2 separate regions of the Homo sapiens genome follow, and region 2 is linked to region 1. A link is a loop called in an ENCODE intact Hi-C map of the cell type or tissue named here. Cell type or tissue: GM12878. All regions are shown on one strand. Links, peaks and the distances in the headings refer to the core of each region. The heading gives the core; the rest is flanking DNA. Region 1 has its middle 31 kb from the start of ATP8B1. Region 2 overlaps ATP8B1 (ATPase phospholipid transporting 8B1).

Region 1 (9,760 bases), core at 478-8,477:
AATATTTTACTGCAAAGAATATTTTATTTTATACATCACTAGCCATGATTTTTTGCCATTAGTGATTATACAAATGCTGTCTAGTCCATTATCCAGATGACATAACCATTTTACGTCCACAATTCACTTCTACAGTTATAAGTAGAATTTTCGTGATTTACATAAGTACACATATCAGTGAAGATTTAATACTGAGATGCAATCTAACATCCGTAATATCTTGTGTTTTGTAGATGGCAGTGTAGGAGAGATATATTTTAATCACTTTTCATTTAAATGAACTTATGTAAAAAATAAACTAATAATTTAGCAGTTCCAAGTCTCCAAAGGGCATTTTCAAATGTCCATAAAATAAATGGTTACAGAAATGTTTAAGAAGCATCTTCATGTCCACATCCTGTTGTAACTGCTGTACCATTTTCTCTTCCAACTCCTTCCCTTTGCCTGCAAGACGGGCTTGGGTAAGATGGATGCTTTGCTTGACTTCTTTGATATCCTGAACTTTCTGTAGCTCTTTATTTTTCTTCAATCTGTTCATTATAAATTTAGCTTGGTGTTTCTGTTTGATCTCTTCAACTCTCTTCATTGCATCAATAGTTTTATTCCATAGCTCTCGCTGGTATTTGATAAGTTCATTTCTATGTTTGTCAAATTCAAATGAATTATCTACTGTAAGCTCTTTACCAGCTGCTTTCTGGAATGGTTTGGTCCGCCTAACTTTGCGAGGATTGCACTTCTTTTTAAAGTGTTTATGACATTTAGATTTACAAAATCCGAACACTTTGCAATCGTTGTGGATGAACAACATGTCATAGCCAGGGTAGATGGGCCCCGAACAGAAATAACACTTCTCGATGCGCATGTTGAACCCGTGTGGTTCCCCACTGACCACACGCTAAGCTTGAGAGCCCAACTACAATTTCTTTTTTGACTTTTCATTTTGAAATAATGATAGAGTCACCAGAAGGTTCAAAGAAAGTGTACAGGGAGGCCCAGTGTACCCTATACCTAGCCTCCTTCAGTGGTGGTAACATCTTGAATAATTACAGTACAAAATCAAAATCAGGAAATTGACATTGAAATGCTCCACAGAGCTGATTCAGATTTCATTGTTTTTATAAGCACACACGTGTGTACTTCTATACAATCTTATTACGAGTGTAGCTTCCTGTAACCACCAACACAATCGAGATACACAACTGTGCCATCACTACAAGGCTGCCTCATGCTGTAACTGCCCAGCGGGTTCACCCTGCTCACTGCCTAGACAGAGCTGTTTTATCAAGATAGGGGAATTTCTACAGAGAAAGAGTCATTCATGCAGAGCTGTCTGTGTGGGAGACCAGAGTTTCATTATTACTCAAATCAGTCTCCCTGAGCATTCGGGGATCAGAATTTTTTTTTTTCTTTTGAGACGGAGTCTCGCTCTGTCGCCTAGGCTGGAGTGCAGTGGCGCAATCTCGGCTCACTGCAAGCTCCGCCTCCCGGGTTCATGCCATTCTCCTGCCTCAGCCTCCCAAGTAGCTGGGACTATAGGCGCCTGCCACTGCGCCCGGCTGATTTTTTGTATTTTTAGTAGAGAGGGGGTTTCACCGTGTTAGCCAGGATGGTCTCGATCTCCTGACCTCGTGATCTGCCCACCTCGGCCTCCCAAAGTGCTGGGATTACAGGCTTGAGCCACTGTGCCTGGCCTATTTTTTTTTTTTTTTTTTTTGAGACAGAGTCTTGCTCTGCCGCCCAGGCTGAAGTGCAGTGACGCGATCTTTGCCCCCTGCAACCTCCGCCTCCGAGGTTCAAGCCATTCTCCTGCCTCAGCCTCCTGAATGGCTGGGATTATTGGCGCCTGCCATCACTCCCAGCTAATTTTTGTATTTTTTAGTAGTGACGGGGTTTTGACATGTTGGCCAGCCTGGTCTCAAACCCCTGACCTCAGGTGATCTGCCCGCCTTGGCCTCCCAAGGTGTTAGGATTACAGATGTGAGCCACTGTGCCTGGCCAAGTGTTTAGCTTTTTAAGAAACTGATATTTTCCAGAGTGGCTATGCTATTTACATTACTATAAATGTAGGGAAATAGATAATTTTCTCTCAATCTTTCATAATTCTTAGTTGGGATGGGCCACTGTAACAAAAAACAGATTAAAAAGAGACAAATAAACAGAAGATTATTAACATGTATACCTCGTGTAGTATACAGGGAGATACCCAGAGAAATTGGTAAATTTCAAAGAGGTGGCTTTGAACTCACACTTAAATGCCATGTCTGCTGAAACAAAAAGAAGGGTGTAGGGAAAGTTGATTATGCTCAGGAAAAACTGGCAAATAAGAGTAAGATTTGTTATGGAGATTTAAGTCAGTGCCTTCTCCATCAATAAAGGATAACTGTCTCCAGTGACTTAGAGTCATCCTGTCCTCCTGGGGTAATGTGGATGATAAGGTAACTTCCACTCTGTTTTCAGAGCTTCTCCTGTGGTTGCAGTTTCCCAAAATAATCAGCTCAAAATAGAGAGGGGAGAGGAGAGAAAGAGAAGGAGAGTTATCATAAGGAATTGGCTTATGTGATTGTGGAGGCCGAGAAGTCCCACCATCTGCCATCTGCAAGCTGGCAGCTGGGGAAAGCCAGGGGTATCATTCAATCTGAGTCCAAAGGCCTGAGAACCAGGGGAGCTGATGATGTAAACTGCAGTCTGAGGGAAGGAGAGAGTGATATTCCAGCTCAAGTCATCTGGCAGAAAAGAAGGACCAAATTCAGGGCTGGGCGAGGTGGCTCACGCCTGTAATCCCAGCACTTTAGGGGGCCGAGGCAAGTGGATCACTTGAGCTCAGGAGTTTGAGACCAGCCTGGCCAATATGGTGAAACCCCATCTCTACTAAAAATACAAAAATTAGCTGGGCATGGTGGCATGTGCCTGTAATCCCAGCTATTTGGGAGGCTGAGGCGGGAGAATCGCTTGAACCTGGGAGGCAGAGGTTGCAGTGAGTTAAGATCGCACCACTGCACTCCAGCCCGGGTGACAGAGTGAGACTCTGTCTCCAAAAAAAAAAGGCCAAATTCTCCCTTCCTCTGCCTTAAAGCCCTCAACAGCCCATTGAGGAGGGTGATCCACTCATAGACAGAATTGGAAATGACGTTTTGCCAAGTATCTGGGAACCCCATGACCCAGTCAAGATGAAACATAAAATTAACCATCACAAATGCTAATGATCAGATATAAAACGGGAAGTGGGGTAGGGAGTACTTAGAGGTGGGGGGCAACAGTTGTCACTGCAAACAGGATGGTCAGGGAACCTGGCCTGAGACAGTAACATGTAGATCTGAAGGAGAGAGTAGGGGGCTTGAGAAGGGAAGTAACTCACCCATGACCCTCACCCTTATCCACTAACTCCTAACTCTGTGTTCTCTCCCTGATGATAGCTGGTTGTTTTATTTTCATAAAGTCGTGAGATGTTAGAGATGGAAGTGACCACTGGGGATGGCCATAAGTTTCACTGAAGATCCTAAGTCTATTAAACAAAAAATTGAATTTTTGTGGCAACTCACATTGATAGTGGTGGCTTTCTGGAGCATGGCATAGAGCAAGATCCAGAGGTTAGGTCTGGGTTCAGAGCAAAAAGTGACATTTTCCCCAAGTTCAGCAGGAGGATGGTCACATTAGACAGTCGGTGGCCCATTCCTCTTCTAGAGTGACCCTCCCATTACACGATGAGGACATAGGCAGCTGGAGTGTAACAGACAGGAAGTGGCTGGATTTTCAAAATGGTCTTTAGCATGAACACTTTTATGCCTTCACTGTCTCCATTATTGACTAAAGGAAAGTAAAAGAAATGGAGGAGGCCGGGCGCGGTGGCTCACACCTGTAATCCCAGCACTTTGGGAGGCCAAGGTGGGTGGGTCACCTGATGTCAAGAGTTCGAGACCAGCCTGGCCAACATGGTGAAACCTTATCTCTACTAAAAATACAAAAAATTAGCTGGGCCTGGTGGCAAGCGCCTGTAATCCCAGCTACTTGAGAGGCTGAGGCAGGAGAATAGCTTGAACCCAGGAGGCAGACGTTGCAGAGAGCCGAGATTGAGCCATTGCACTCCAGCCTAGGCGACAGAGTGAGACTCCGTCTCAAAAAAAAAAAAAAAAAAAAAAAAAGAAAAAGAAAAAAGAAAAAGAAATGGAGGACTCCACTCTTGGTTACAATGAAAAGAGTCCCCGCCTCCCAAACTTGCAGTTTCTCTCAGGCAACCATTTTATTCCAGGGCTTGGCCAGGTCTCCAGAAATGTTATTTTTCTCTTCTTCTTTGTGGATTCAGCCCAGGGAGGAAAGGTATAATTGCAACCCCACACCCACAAAGATGCTCCTTGGACTTGGATAAAAGAGCACAAGACACCGTTTTTATCACTTAACCCGGTAAAAGAAGATACCTACACAGATCACCAGGACCACACAGTAGGAACAGAGGCCCCCCTTCCCTTGTGCTGCCCAAGTTCCTAGAGGGATCTGAATGAAGCAACTGTTTAACTAATGCAACCATGTTTAAAGTTCCCAAGGGATCCACACTCTTTAAATGATGCATAAATTGAGTCATTTTGTAAAATACAGTACCTTGATTTATTTGCTTAGTAGCTTTTAGTTTGTCTACTAGGTTTCTCTAAAGAAGAATACAAATGTATTTAGGCATAAATTGTTTTCAATCATTTTCTTGGTGTCTACATTACCCTCCATGTAATATATTAGGGGTTCCTAAGCCACAAATGGTATGATTGAAGGTATAAAAACTTGAAGCTCATTGCAACCTTAAACTCCTGGGCTCAAGCAATCCTCCTGCCTCAGCCTCCCAAGCAGCTGGGACTACAGGTGGGTGTCACCATGCCCAGCTAATTTTTAAAATTTTTTGTAGGAGGCCTTGCTATGTTGCTCAGGCTGGTCTTGAACTCCTGGCCTCAAGTGATCCTCCCACCTTGACCTCCCAAAGTGCTGGGATTACAGGCATGAGCCACCGTGCCCAGCCCCCATCTCTTTTTAATACACTAGAATTATGAAATGACAGCAGAAAGAATTCACCTTCTAGTTAGCAGTTGGATCAAACAAGTAAAATAATTTGAAGATGAGCAAAAGGAACCTTGTTATTTTTGACTTAAATGTTCTTGAGAACAAAAATGATGATGCCAGGCTTCAGAAGATGGCCCCTTAAGGGTTTAATGGTTGAAAATCATCCTCACTTTCCTACCCCTTTCAACACACACACACACACACACACACACACACACGCACGCAGTGTTGGGCTCAGTGACACCACATAACAATAGCAACAGGCTTAAGGACAGTGCAAGCACAGGTGCATCAGGCTACTGTCGGGAGAAGGGAAACTAGAATATGCACCGAGAATAAAAAATGGCTTGGGTGAGTCATCAAACAACCCTGTCAAAAAGCAGGATGTCTGATTTCACAGCCTCCATTGCTCCCTCCAACACCACATGGAACATGAACTCCAAACTGATAAAGTCTCAGGCAGGTCAATCACCTTCTACTCAGCCCCAGTGTGAAAGAGGAGGGACTCATATGGAAAAGCCTGCTCTAAACACAGGCTTATCTGTGTTGCAAGATGATGAAACATTACAGACTTAGGGAATTCATTCTCAGGTGAGAATTCAGTAACTGGCACTGGGGGTTGTAAAATATACTGGCCATGAGTCCCTTAGGTAGTCGAAGGATAAGACGACCAAAGTCTAACCTGAGCCGATGTTACTGACGTGAGTGTCAGTACATGCATCTGAATCTTACTCTGTCAATTTTCAAGAAAGGAAATGAAAGTAAAAGCATTTGTCACTTGAGGAATTTCTCTGTATGCATGATTATCATTTGTTGCATTTCTCACATATTTAAAGTTGCTTTTGAGCCAAGCTATGAAGTGAGTAAAACTTGACTTTTGTTTCTTGATTCCTTATTTTCTCGCCTCATATTTTTTTTTCTTTTGACAGTTAAATTAGTTAGGATACTAGTTTCACTCCTACTACAGAGAGAGTGGCCCCAAATAATACTGATTTAAGTGAGATGAAGGTTTATTTCTCTGACACAAAAAAGTCCAAGCTAGTATGCCGCTACCAGTCATACCAGGAATAGTTTTAGGGACTCAAATGCTTACCTAGTTACTTTGCAATCTGCAACATATGCTTTTTTCATCTTCTCTTGGTGCAACATGGCTGCTCCTGATCCTGCCAATTCATCTGTATTCCCTCCTGCAGAAAGAAAAGAACGGGCACGGGGCATGACTTGAAAGTTGCATGTATCACTTCTGCTCAAGCTCCATTGGCCAGAATGTAGTCCTACACCCACACCAAACTGCAAGGGAGAGATATTTTAAAGCACAGAGTGGTGATTTGGGTTCAGAATGAAGACCCTGAGTGATTTGGAAAAGGCTACATCTGTTCACTATGTGATAAGTTGGTGATTAATTCAAGGCTATACTGAGGAGGAGAGCCAGGAGGCCTGAGTGCACCAAAAAGATGCTGACAGATTCAGTGGTGATAGGAAGTGACCTAGGGCCTGGAGAGAAACTAGGGGACTCCCAGGAAAGCTGGCTTGTGGTGATATAGGAGGTAAAAAGGAATTACTTAGGGAGATAGCAAGGGCATGGGAGTCCTTGGTAGGGCTTTCCTTTTAATGAAAAGCAGCCCCAAATAATTTTCTAACAAAGAGCAGCTGATAAAAGTTGAGCTGCAGACATAGACAAGCAAGCTGGCAGCTTGCTGCACAGATGAATGCCAGCAGGAACTAAGGACTAGACCTTTTCAAGATGGTGGCTCCATCTTGCCTTCTCTGCCAGCCACGTGTACGGTAAGAAGCAGATAATATGGCCCCCATCAACTGGAAAGTCCATTTGCATAAGAAGATTAGGGTAGGGCGACAAGCCTTCCCAGAGAGCTTTGTAAATGTCATACATGATGGAACCAATCTGTGAGGCCTAGTAAATCAGACAACACCTCCTCAAACTGGACTATAAAACTCGGTGCGTTCTCCACCAGCTGGTCCTTTCTGCTCAGAGACTCCTTCTGAGAGGTGAAGCCAGCTGGACTTCCTGGGTCGAGTGGGGACTTGGAGAACTTTTCTGTCTTAGAAGAGGATTGTAAAATGCACCAATCAGCATTCTGTAGCTAGTAAGAGGATTGTAAAATACACCAATCAGTGCTCTGTAAAAATGCACCAATCAGCACTCTGTAGTGAGCAAGAGGATTGTAAAATGCACCAATCAGTGCTCTGTAAAATGCAACCATCGGCAGGAGTCTAAAAGTAGGCAATCGCGGGGAGGATTGAAAAAAGGGCACTCTGACAGGACAGAAACAGAACATGGGAGGGGACAAATAAGGGAATAAAAGCTGGCCACCCCCCAGCCAGCAGCAGTAACCCGCCTCGGGTCCCCATCAACGCTGTGGATGCTTTGTTCTTTAGCTCTTCACAATAAATCTTGCTGCTGTTCACTCTTTGGGTCCGTGCCATCTTCAAGAGTTCTAACACTGCAAAGGTCCATGGCTCCATTCTTGAAGTCAGCGAGACCACAAACCCACTGGCAGGAACCAACTCCAGACACACTTCCTTTAAGAGGAAGCTGTTTTTCTTTCTCTTCTCTTCTAACTGTTAAACCTCCACCCCTAAACTCCTCCTGTGTGTCTGTGTCCTAAATTACTCTGGTACCCGACAATGAACCCCGGGTTTTTTTGTTTTGTTTTGTTTTGTTTGAGATGGAATTTCGCTCTTGTTTCCCAGGTTGGAGTTCAATGGTGCAATCTCGGCTCACCGCAGCCTCAGCCTTCCAAGTTCAAGTGATTCTCTTGCCTCAGCCTCACAAGTAGCTGGGAATACAGGCATGCGCCGCCACACCAGGCTAATTTTGTATTTTTAGTAGAGACGGAGTTTCTCCATGTTGGTCAGGCTGGTCTCAAACTCCCAACCTTAGGTGATCCACTCGCTTTGGCCTCCCAAAGTGCTGGGATTACAGGTGTGAGCCACCATGCCCGGCCGAACCCCGGGTTTATACCCCAGACAACGTAGCCGCTTCAGTGGCGTTTGCTTCATCCTCTTGACCCTAGACCCTCCTGATCTACTGCAAGATTTGCCATATGCAGGGGAATTGTGGGTAATCCTGGGAAGTTTAATTTGGGAGTAAATTACTTACCTGAACATGTCACTCCCCATCTCAAATCCCCCACTCCGAGCAAAATCAAAAGGGGTTTTTTTGTTGTTTTTGAGAGAGAGTCTCACTCTGTTGCCCAGGCTAGAGTGCAATGGCACTATCTCGGTTCACTGCAACCTCTGCCTCCTGGGTTCAAGCGATTCTCGTGGCTTGGCCTCCCAAGTAGCTGGGATTACAGGCATGTGCCACCATGCCCGGCTAATTTTTGTATTTTTAGTAGAGACAGGGTTTCACCATGTTGGGCAGGCTGGTTTCGAACTCCTGACCTCAGGTGATCCACCCACCTTGGCCTCCCAATGTGCTGGGATTACAGGCGTGAGCCACCGCGCCTGGCCCAAAAGTTGTTATCTTGACTACAAAGCCAGTGTCATCTAGCCCCTGCCCACTGTCTCCAACCTCATCCCACGTGGCCCTGCCCCTTCTCCACTCTGCGGCCACCACGCTGCCCCGGTGGCTACTTCTAAAGCACACAAGCATGTTTCTGCCTGAGGAAGAAGTTTACACCTGCTGGCCCTACTACCTACACTGCCTTCCCCCAAATATGAATAAGACGGGTAGCCTCCCTTCTTTCAAGTTTCTGCTCAAATGTCACCTCTATCAAGATTCAATCCCTGCCATTTTAAAACGGTGCTACTCCAAGTGAGGCAAACAGACCGGAGTTTGTCTGTGAACAGTTTGCTGCCATTTGGCCATGAGTTGAGCCCAGAAATTTTGAAGGTGCACATCTAGAATTTGCTGCAATATCCAAGACAGTGACTTGTCTCACTGACCGGGGTATAGATGAGTTTGGGGGGCTTTGAATTCAGGTGCTGAGTCATGTAGAGTGCACTACATCCTAGTCGTGCATGTTAGGACCACACATACATTTTCATAATTTATTACATTATCGTAATTTTAGCCCTTAATTAGGCTTGCCTTTCAATTTATAGTTTAGCATTATTAGTTGTAAAGACAATTTTGTATTCTGTATTTTGTTTTTGCTTTTTTTTTTTTTTTTTGAGATGAAATCTCACTCTCGTCCAGGCTGGAGTGCAGTGGCACAATCTTGGCTAACTGCAACCTCCGACTCCCTGGTTCAAGTGATTCTCCTGCCTCAGCCTCCCGAGTAGCTGGGATTACGGGCACAGGCCACCACGCCCGGCTAATTTTTGTGTTTTTAGTAGAGACGGGGTTTCGCCATGTTGAGCAGGCTGGTCTCAAACTCCTGGCATCAGGTGATCCGCCCGTCTCGGCCTCCCAAAGTGTTGGGACTACAGGTGTGAGCCACTGTGCCTGGTTTTCTGTATTTTTTACCTTAATTTACTGATGGTGACACAAGATTTACTGGACTATTTTTGTCAAGAAAAGACTTGTTTTTTTCCAAAAATAGCAGTGATAGTCAACCAAATAGTAACAACAGATGTTATTTCCAATAGCATAAAAGCAAAATCATATATACTAATTTACTCAGATATATATTCACTTATGTATTAATGTTGGGTTTGTAGCGATCATTGATGGCAAATTGCTAAAAACTATGATGTGTTATTTATAGAGCTGTACTGGCTAATTATGCTTTGAAACCATCAAAACTTAAGCAGC
Region 2 (9,760 bases), core at 1,098-9,097, 53 kb after region 1:
CATGAACCATTGGAAGAACACATTGTGTTTTTGAAATAAAGGGGCTTGGCTGGGCACAGTGGCTCACGCCTGTAATCCCAGCACTTTGGGAGGCCGAGATGGGTGGATCACTTGAGGTGCTACCTCCTCCTGGAAGATTTCCTGATTCCTTGTCTTTCCCAGACCAAAGTGAGGGACTCTTCCTTTGTTCTAGTGGTTCCCTGTACATTCTCATCTTAGCATAGGTGGTACCATCTCGGAGATGGTAGCTAGCTTTTATATCAGATGTGGCTTGATCAGTGGTGGTTGCCTAGACACTGGTTTTCAAAGTATGGTCCCTGGACCAGCAACATCAGCATGACTGGGGGCTGCACTCTAGAGTCACTGACTCAGAAGCTCTGGGGTTAAGACCCAGCAATCAGTGTCCTAATAAAACTTCCAGGTGATTCTGATGCCTGCTCCAGATTGAGAATCCCTGGCTGAGAGGCTTTTGACGAGCTGGATTCTGAAGTGATGTCCAGCCACGGCAGCAAAGGTGTGTTAGGATTCCTTAGTCCTGTCACCTTGAGCAGGTGAGAAGCAGGACAGATGTGGGCCTAGGGGTGTGGCATCCCTGAGCTATATTGTCATTGCTGGTCTATTTGTCTGTGTTTACACTAGTGGCCACCTTGGTGAGAATAGCACCTTGGCAAGACTCATGTTGTAGCTCAGCCCCCAGCGCAGTTCTTAAATTGTAGCACCTGTTCTATAATTACACATTAAATAGTAAAGTCAGAAACATGCCTTTCCACACTGATAGGTACTAGCATTAGCTGCCGTTATTAGACACATGTTTTATGAGAGAGAAGGCCATTGAACAACATCGAACCAATAATTGTTGGCTGTTTTTATAGTGACTCTACAATGAAAAGAATCCACCGTGGCCTAATTAAGTGAATTTTATGGCTTTTACTCCTTCACTAAGCTGCCAGAGGAGAATAACCAAGTTCTTTCTTGGACTTCATAACTTAGTATAATAGTCACAAACACAAATAGATACTTACGGCCAGGTACGGTGGCTCATGCCTGTAATCCCAACACTTTGGGAGGCTGAGGCATGTGGATCACTTGAGGTGAGGAGTTTGAGACCAGACTGGCCAACATGGTGAAACCCCATCTCTACTAAAAATACAAAAATTAGCTGGGCATGGTGGCACGCGCCTGTAATCCCAGCTACTCAGGAGGCTGAGGCAGGAGAGTCACTTGAACCCTGGAGGTGGAGCTTGCAGAGAGCTGAGATTGCACCACTGCACTCCAGCCTGGGCAACAGAGCGAGACTCCGTCTCAAAAAAACAAAACAGAACGAGACAAAACAACAACAACAACAAAAATAGATATTTAAAGATTTTTGCACTAACTTTTGATACTTACTGCCATACTTTGGAAATGCAACAAAAATATCGGGAATTTGTTTTAAGCATCTACTTAGGAAAAAAAGGACTCTTATGGCATTTTGGTTTGGGTTAGAGATATTTTTACAAATGTTATTTGAAATAAACACCATCCCATAACTCTGAGCTATGAAATATTTACATACAGGGGAAAATCCAGCTAACACCTATATCCACTCACTGCTCTATTTTGGGTTTATGTTGTTGTCAAAAGACAAAGGATAAAGATTTTTCAAGATCTTGTGTATTTTGGGGTTAGTATAACTCCAATTGTTTTCTAATTCGATGAGGCAGCATCCACCTTAATACTAGGTCTGGTTTTTTAAAGTCAATTTTAGGTGCTTGTCAACAAAGCCGGAACATGAGAAAATTGAAATGATTTGTGAAGCTCTTACTCTGGCCTGCCCGTGAACTTTTTGAGACAGAAGACCGGCACCAGTTTATTAAAGACTTTGTAAAAGTATACTTAACTTAGTCAACCAGATGTGACTTTTGCTCCCTGGGGAACATTTTAAGTTGTCACAATTCAGGATGCTACAAGCGTCCAGTGGTCAAGGCCAGGGATACTTCTAAATATCCTACAATATGCAGCTCAGCCTCTACAACAAAGAAGTATCTTACCCAAAACGTCACTAGGGTTGAGGCTGAGGAATTCTACCCTAAACCACGGGTAGGAGTCCTCTTAAAATGCTACGGTTTCGCAGGACTTAGTCATAGGCACGTTTCATAATACTCTCCTGCACGTTTCATAATACTCTCCTGCATGCCCCTAAACACAGCACCTCGAGCATTGAACTCTGACATCAGTTGAGAAGATGATACCCCTCTAGCTGGTGCTTAAGCCTTCTGGCTTAAGCCTGGACTTGATCTCTGACCCCTTTCTCTTCCAGACTGCACCCTGCTTTCATTTCCAATCCGTCTCCAAGGCCTGTTGCTTCTACCTCTGGAAGACCTTGACTCCACCTGATAACCTCTATCTCCGCTGCCATCCGCGAGGTTCAAGCTGTCATCCTCCCTCTCCTGGACCATTCCAGTAGCCTTCTTACATGAGGGCTACACTTCTACCCTGCCCCTTCCAAACCAGAGCACCCACTCAGATCCTGCCAACCCTTGCAGTAGCTCATGCTGTGGTTTTAACAACAGCTACCTTCTCTCCACAGCTCTCTATGCCCAGCCCGCCCTGACCCCGGCTTCCCCCTGCAAATTCCATTCTTTTTCTCCTTCAGTTTCTGAAGCATGACGAGTCCCTTCCTGTCCCAGGAACTTCAGATTTGCTGCTTTCTCGCTTGAAAAGCTCTTCCTCTGAAAGGCTCCTTATCTTTTGCCTTTTGGCCCAAATGTCATTTCTTCAGCGTAGTCTCTGCCCACCCCAGTAAAAATTAAAGTAGGAGTCCCTCCTGAGTTATGTCCTCTGCTCACTCTTTCTTTTTCAAGTAGCAAGGATGTAGAGAACAGGGGAAGCCCAGAAATACTGTTGAAATGACAACAGCTCTGTCACCATGCGCCCTTCGATGTATGGTAGAGGAGACGGCTTCTGTGTTTTCTTCAATGCTTAATTTCCTTTATTATTTTTATTTTTTTTTTAAGACGGGGTCTCACTCTGCCACCCAGGCTGGAGTTCAGTGGCGCGATCTCAGCTCACTGCAACCTCTGCCTCCCAGTTCAAGCAATTTTCCTGCCTCAGCCACCTGAGTAGCTGGGATTACAAGCGCGTGCCACCATGCCTGGCTAATTTTTGTATTTTTAGTGGAGATAGGGTTTCACTATGTTGGCCAGGCTGGTTTTGAACTCCTGACCTCAAGTGATCCACCTGCCTTGGCCTCCCAAATTGCTGGGATTGCAGGTATGAGCCACTATGCCCGGTCTTCAATTTCCTTTTATATTGTCTCTTCTTGTGAATATCAGGAGTCTTGCTTCACTTAAGGCAGCATCTACCAGGCATATTCGATATTTTTAAAGTTCTTATTCCCCACAGTCTTTCTATATTATTAAAGGAAATAAATACATAAAAAAGACTTGTTTGTTAAACCATATGTGTCCACCCTGTTGTGTGCCTGTCATCAGTTTCAAAGGACCACAGTAAGCATGTTAGAACTTTTGTTAAACATAAAGATATATAAATATTATCTTATCCATGCCTGCGTTCCATCAGATGCCCTCTTTCCCCTGTAATCTTTACAGTTTCTACTTTATAGTCTCTCTGTAGAGCATTCTTAACCTGAATAGTGTGTTCTCTGTCACCCATCATACTTCTAGGAACGTCCCCGCCTCCCTTCAGCCAGTGCATCTTTAGAAAAGACAAACTAGGCCGGGCACCGTGGCTCACGCCTGTAATCCCAGCACTTTGGGAGGCTGAGGCAGGCAGATCACTTGAGCTCAGGAGTTTGAGACCAGCCAGACCAACATGGTGAAACCCTGTCGCTACTAAAAATAAAAAAATTAGCTGGGCATGGTGGTGGGTGCCTGTAATCCCAGCTACTCGGGAGGTTGAGCCACGAGAATTGCTTGAACCCAGGAGGCGAGTTTGCAGTGAGCCAGGATTGCACCATTGCACTTTAGCCTAGGCAACAAGAGTGAGACTCTGTCTCAAAAAAAAAAAAAAAAAAAAAAAAAAAGAGACAAACTAGAATTAATCTGAGCCAGGTATCATTTAGACAGTAAATCTGTTTTCCTAAAAGAATCATATTATAGTCAAGGCTCAAACAAATAGATTTCATATTATCTGGAGCCTTTCTAAAAATGCATAAACCAGAGGTGACTGAAGAATTTTTTGTCTGTGTGTGTGCGCACCATTCATTCTTGACTTTTTGATAAATGAGATTCTCAAGTTCACCTGGGAAGCATCAAAAACATTGATGCCTGAGTTCTCCTTGCCAGAGTCTTATTAGCCAGTCTGGGATAAACCTGGCTGATTCTCTCATGCGTAGTCAAGACAGAGAATGGCTTGGAAAGTAGACAATGTAAGAGTCTACTCTTTATAGGATGCCTACACGCATAATAAAAAATTTACTTGGGTTTATGGAAATGTCTAGATATAAACCTATGGGGAAAATGATTGAAATAAATGAATGGTGTAACGTAAGGATGCTGGATTGGCGTCTGCAACGCAGCAGCTGTGGGTGGCCTTGATGAGTCTTACTTAATTTCATAGCTCATATCTGTGTAGTTATTTGCTGCTGGCAAACTATTGCTTCATCTTATTTTCGCAAATTCTATAGACAGCAGGGCTTCTTTGCATCTTCTGCCCTTTCTGCTCCATTCTCCAATTAAATGGATTTCACTGCAGCAGCTTTCTGCCCTATGGCAGAGGCCTCCCATGTGCTTCCCAGGCTGGGTTAGGTATGGTTTTGCCAAGCTCCCACTGCAACCTGAGCATATTGTCTTCTCCTGGCATTTACTGTATTTTAAATATTATTATTACTGGTTTTTAGAGATGGGTTCTCGCTCTGTTGCCCAGGTTGGAGTGCAGTGGCCTGATCATACACAGCTCACTGCAGCTTTAAACTTCTGGACTCAGGCCATCCTCCAGCCTCAGCCTCCTGAGTGGCTAGGACTACAGGTGTGTGCCACTATGCCTGGCTAATTAAAATTTCTTCTTTTGTAGAGACAGGGGTATCCTTATGTTGTTCAGGCTGGTCTCAAACTCCTGGCATCAACATCAAGCTATCCTCCCATCTCGGCCTCCCAAAGTACTGGAATTACTGGTGCGAGCCACTGCACCCACCTATGTTTCCCATATTGAACTGTAACAGTCTGTGTTAGGATTTAAGTTATAGTGAGAGATCACGTATCTTCTTCATCCCTGGAGTCCACAACCTAGTAGGCATTCAATAACTGATCAATTAATGAATATATTAATTTTCACTTTACAGATGGGGACACTGAGGCCCAGGGAGACTAAATACAAGTTCAGCACTCACACCTCCCCTAATCTTTCTGAGCTCTGGATTCCTCTTGTAAAAATAAAGAATTTTGGATATTTTTTCTAATAACCCATATAGCTCAAAAACAGGTGGTTCTGTTTTATGATTTTAACAACTCTGCAGTGTTGCCAAAACTCAACAAAGCTGTCTCCAGATGGAGTGAAACAGTCTCAAGAATAAAGATAATGATTAAAATAACGCACCTACTGGCAAGAATGGAATTCACATTACACTTCAACCTAGATCAGGAACTCAGTCCCAACTTCTGAGTATTAAAAATCACCTCGGGAGACTTTGAAGAAGTAGAAGTTCCTGTGTTTTATCCCTTCCCTTTCTGGAGTTTCCCAAGTGATTTTGAAGGAGACCAATCAGCATTTAATGCTTCCTTTTTTGGTGTTCTTGGAGATGACTCATATCTGACCAGCAGTGGTTATGTGAATGGTCTTCATGTCTGATTTTAACATTTTAAACAGTGGGCTGACCCAAACACAGCTCTGTTTGAGCAGCCGGCCTGGCCAGGCCACATATATCATACATACCTTGCTGAGACAAGGAAATTGTCTTCTGTAGAAATTCTGTTGGAATCAGAGAAGTGGCTATCGAGGCTGGACTCTTGACCATTTAGAAATCATTTCCTAATCAGTTATGTCAGGACGAGGGGCAGGCATGCTGGAAAAACAAAAGAGAGAAAGGTGAAACCACAGCTTCCTTCTGTTGGGGTGAAACTGTCCACAGAAAAAAATAAAAGTTTTTTACATATCGTGTACAATATTACCTCCATCAGGCAACCTCTTGGTTGAAGCCAACTGAGAGATTTTGAAGGCTGCAAAATGATTGAACAAGTGTATTTCTTAGGGTTTAAATGAAATCCCTCCAGCGTTTAGTAGAACTGGCAAACTATATGGACTCCTGATTACTAAGTAGTTACGATTTCCTTTCCCCCATCTTTCAAGAAGCTTGTTTTTATTTCTGGTTTGCCTGCTCTCCACACCCCCTCACCCAGCTGCCTGAATTGGAAACCAGCCCACCATAGTTTTAATTGTGAAATTCCTGAAGCTGTTAATATATGTAAACATACAACAGGATGTTTCCCACAGCTGTGCATAATGACTTGGGAAACAGGCCAGAAGACCTGTTTTCAAATTGGGTGAATTCTATAAAGTCTTCAGTTAGGTTTAGAGTAATTATACATTTATGCATTTTTATTTTAAAAGGACTTTAAACAAATTTCACAAGTTGGATATTTTTTAATCCTTTCAAGGATTTACTCAAGTGAGCAAAAGATTAAAAACTAATGTTTGCTTTACCTTTTTCCAACTTCAGATTTTAAACATTCCTCTACATTTATTGACATCTTCCAAAACAATTTTACACAGACAGACAAATTTGTGAAATTTGAGATTCATAATAAATCTGTTATGAGAATTAGAAATGTGGGCTTCAAGGCCAGTTGGTTTATTCAGCATCTAAGCTCTAACATTTATATGCCGTGGTGATTTATAACAGGTTTAGCCAAAAGAGACTGTTTAATATTATAACTGTTAATTTACCTATGTTATTTTTGTTATTTTTTCTTTCTTTCTCTTTTTTTTTTTTTTGAGACGGAGTTTTGCTCTTATTTCCCAGGCTGGAGTGCAGTGGGAAATCTCGGCTCACTGCAACCTCTGTCTTCCAGTTTTCAAGCAATTCTGCCTCAGCCTCCCAAGTCACTGGGATTACAGGCACCCGCCACCACGCCCAGCTAATTTTTTTGTGTTTTTAGTAGAGACGGGGTTTCACCATGTTGGTTGGGCTGGTCTCGAAGTGCTGACCTCGTGACCTACCCGCCTCGGCCTCCCAAAGTGCTGGGATTACAGGCGTGAGCCGCCATGCCCGCCCCTATTTTTTCTTTCATTACACAAGTTAAGAATGGATAATTATACTAAAAATAAGGTAGAAATACCATGTTCGGTGTTGCTAAAATTAAAAAGTGAACATTAGGCTATACCTGATACCAACTTTGGATTTCAAAGGTTAATTTTACATTTTATTTTTGCCCCTTCTGGGAGCCTTTCAGCTCTGCCTGTGAGTGCTCCTAATTCTCTGCCTCTCTCAATGCTGGTTTGAGTGAAGTAATTTCTCTCTGCTGCTACACTTCTTTCTTCTTCTCCTTCTCCTTCTTCTTCTTCCTTTTTTTTTTCTGAGGGAGGGTATCACTCTGTCGCCCAGGCTGGAGTGCAGTGGTGCAGTAACAGCTCACTGTAGCCTCGACCTCCCAGGCTCAAGCAATCCTCTCACTTCAGCCTCCCGAGTAGCTGGGACCACAAGCACATGCCCAGCTAATTTTTGCATTTTTTGTAGAGATGGGGTTTTGCTATGTTGCCTGGGCTGGTCTCGAACTCCTGGGCTCAAACAATCTGCCCACCTCAGCCTCCCAAAGTTCTGGAATTACAAGTGTGAGCCATTACACCCAGCCCTGCTAAACTTCTTATGCTTGGTCCATAAAAGCCTTCTTAAGCTACTTTTGGCCAAATTTGGAACCTTTCTAAAATATCTCAGGATTCTTGTGAAGTGTAATTTGTGATTTCTTCTGTTTCTGGGAAATCCTCTCCCTTGAGCAGGGGTTAGACCTGGTGATGCCCTTCTAGTGAATAAAATATGGCCACAGTGATGGGATGTCACTTCTGAGGCTGGGGCACAGAAACACCCCACTTCCCTCTTGCTGATGCTCTCTCATGCTCTCACTTACTGTAAGAGAAGCCAGCTGCCCCATGGAGAGACATTCATGGCAAAGAACTGGAGCTGGCCTCTGGCCAACAGCCCAAGAGGATGGAATCCTGCCAACAGCCCTGTGAGTGAGCTTGGAGGTGGATCATCCCCAGGCCGACCTTTAGGTGACTGCAGCTCTGGCTCACACCTTGACTGCAGCCTTGGGAGGAGACCCTGAGCCATACCCAGATTCTTGATCCATTGAAACTGAGATTATAGGCCGGGCGCGGTGGCTCATGCCTGTAATCCCAGCACTTTGGGAGGGCGAGGCGGGCGGATCACGAGGTCAGGAGCTCAAGACCATCCTGGCTAACATGGTGAAACCCCGTCTCTATTAAAAAAAAAATACAAAAAATTAGCCGGGCGTAGCGGCGGGCGCCTGTAGTCCCAGCTGCTCCCGAGACTGAGGCAGGAGAATGGCGTGAACCTGGAAGGCGGAGCTTGCAGTGAGCCGAGATCGCACCACTGCACTCCAGCCTGGGCGACAGAGCGAGACTCCGTCTCAAAAAAAAAAAAAAAGAAAAAGAAAAAGAAACTGAGATTATAAATACTTGTGGTTCAAACTGCTAAATTTGGGGGTATTTTGTTAGGCAGCAACAGATAACTAATACAAGGGCAAAGATTTAAGGTACAATTAAAGTTGCCGCTTGCATGTGGGGAGCTCACTATCTGGTAAATGCTTCTGTTGTTGACCATCACTGGAAAGTCAAGATGTGATACCATCATGTTTGTTATTTCCTGATAAAGGGCTCCCACAGTTTCCAAGCTTCAGTTTTGTTCCACCTATTATTTGTTTTTTCATTTAATTTTTGGAATAAGTAATACATGCAAATGGTACAACCTTCGAAAGGTACAAAAGGGTATTAAGTGTCAGCCTTGGCCAGATAAGGTGGCTCACGCCTGTAATCCCAGAACTTTGGGAAGCCAAGGTAGGAGGATCGCTTGAGCCCAGAAGTTCGAAACCAGCTTGGCCAACACGGCAAAACCCTGTCTGTACAAAAACTACAAAAAATTAGCTGGGCATGGTGGCACATGCCTGTAATCCCAGCTACTTGAGAAGCCGAGGTGGGAGGATCACTTCAGCCTGGGAGGCGGAGGTTGCAGTGAGCCGAGATCCCACCGGTGCACTCCAGCTTGGGCAACAGAGTGAGACCCTGTCTCAAAATAAATAAATAAATAAAAAATAAAGTGTCAGTTTTCCTGCCTCCTTTTAACCCAGTTACCCAACTCTCCTACCCAAAGGCACGGGCCATCACCAGTTTATTGGTTATCTTTTTAGAAATCATCTTTGTGTTTACAAACATATATATTCATGTTTCTTTTTTCCCCTGGAACAAATGACAGTGGAATTTGACTTTCAATGGCCTGTCTCAGGAAGATGGTAGATATATAACAGATTGAAATCTTACATAGTTTCTGCATTGGATTCCTGCATTGGATTCCAGCTTTCAATAGATAAGAAATTAGCCTGGCTAGGCACTGTGGCTCACACCTGTAATTCCAGCACTTTCAGATGCTGAGCCGGGCAGATTGCTTGAACCCAAAAGTTCAAGACTAGCCTGGGAAACATAGCGAAATCCCATCTCTACAAAAAATGTAAAAATCAGCTGGGTGTGGTGGCACATGCCTATAGTCCCAGCTACATGGGAGGCTGAGGTGGGAGGAATCACTTGAGCCCAA

Evidence for each region. Hi-C counts contacts between places; a loop is a spot of excess contacts. Peaks named below come from ENCODE experiments on the same cell type or tissue, not always from the same donor. Only the 100,000 strongest peaks of a DNase experiment are listed, where the experiment ranks them.
Region 2: a loop joins it to region 1, with 4 times the contacts of the local background. A loop is called at or near these places in 2 of 110 quality-filtered maps.

Annotation. Positions count from the first base shown.
Region 1 is chr18:57,829,578-57,839,337 of GRCh38, reverse strand. It overlaps the pseudogene RSL24D1P11. Among named protein-coding and RNA genes, the nearest start is that of ATP8B1, 31 kb to the right of the region's middle. RefSeq lists enhancers at 5,470-5,519, 5,560-5,649, 5,690-5,889 and a silencer at 6,267-6,561. In GM12878, for the core only: no CTCF peak of the experiment used is centred there; DNase peaks (open chromatin) are centred at 927, 1,267, 5,357 and 5,757; H3K4me3 peaks cover 1,339 bases; H3K27ac peaks cover 2,605 bases.
Region 2 is chr18:57,777,068-57,786,827 of GRCh38, reverse strand. The region is part of intron 1 of ATP8B1 (ATPase phospholipid transporting 8B1); the gene reads left to right. LOC124904310 (a long non-coding RNA gene) reads right to left here. Exons shown (of 2, transcript XR_007066388.1): 2 at 1-9,760. Among named protein-coding and RNA genes, the nearest start is that of ATP8B1, 21 kb to the left of the region's middle. In GM12878, for the core only: no CTCF peak of the experiment used is centred there; DNase peaks (open chromatin) are centred at 5,817 and 6,046.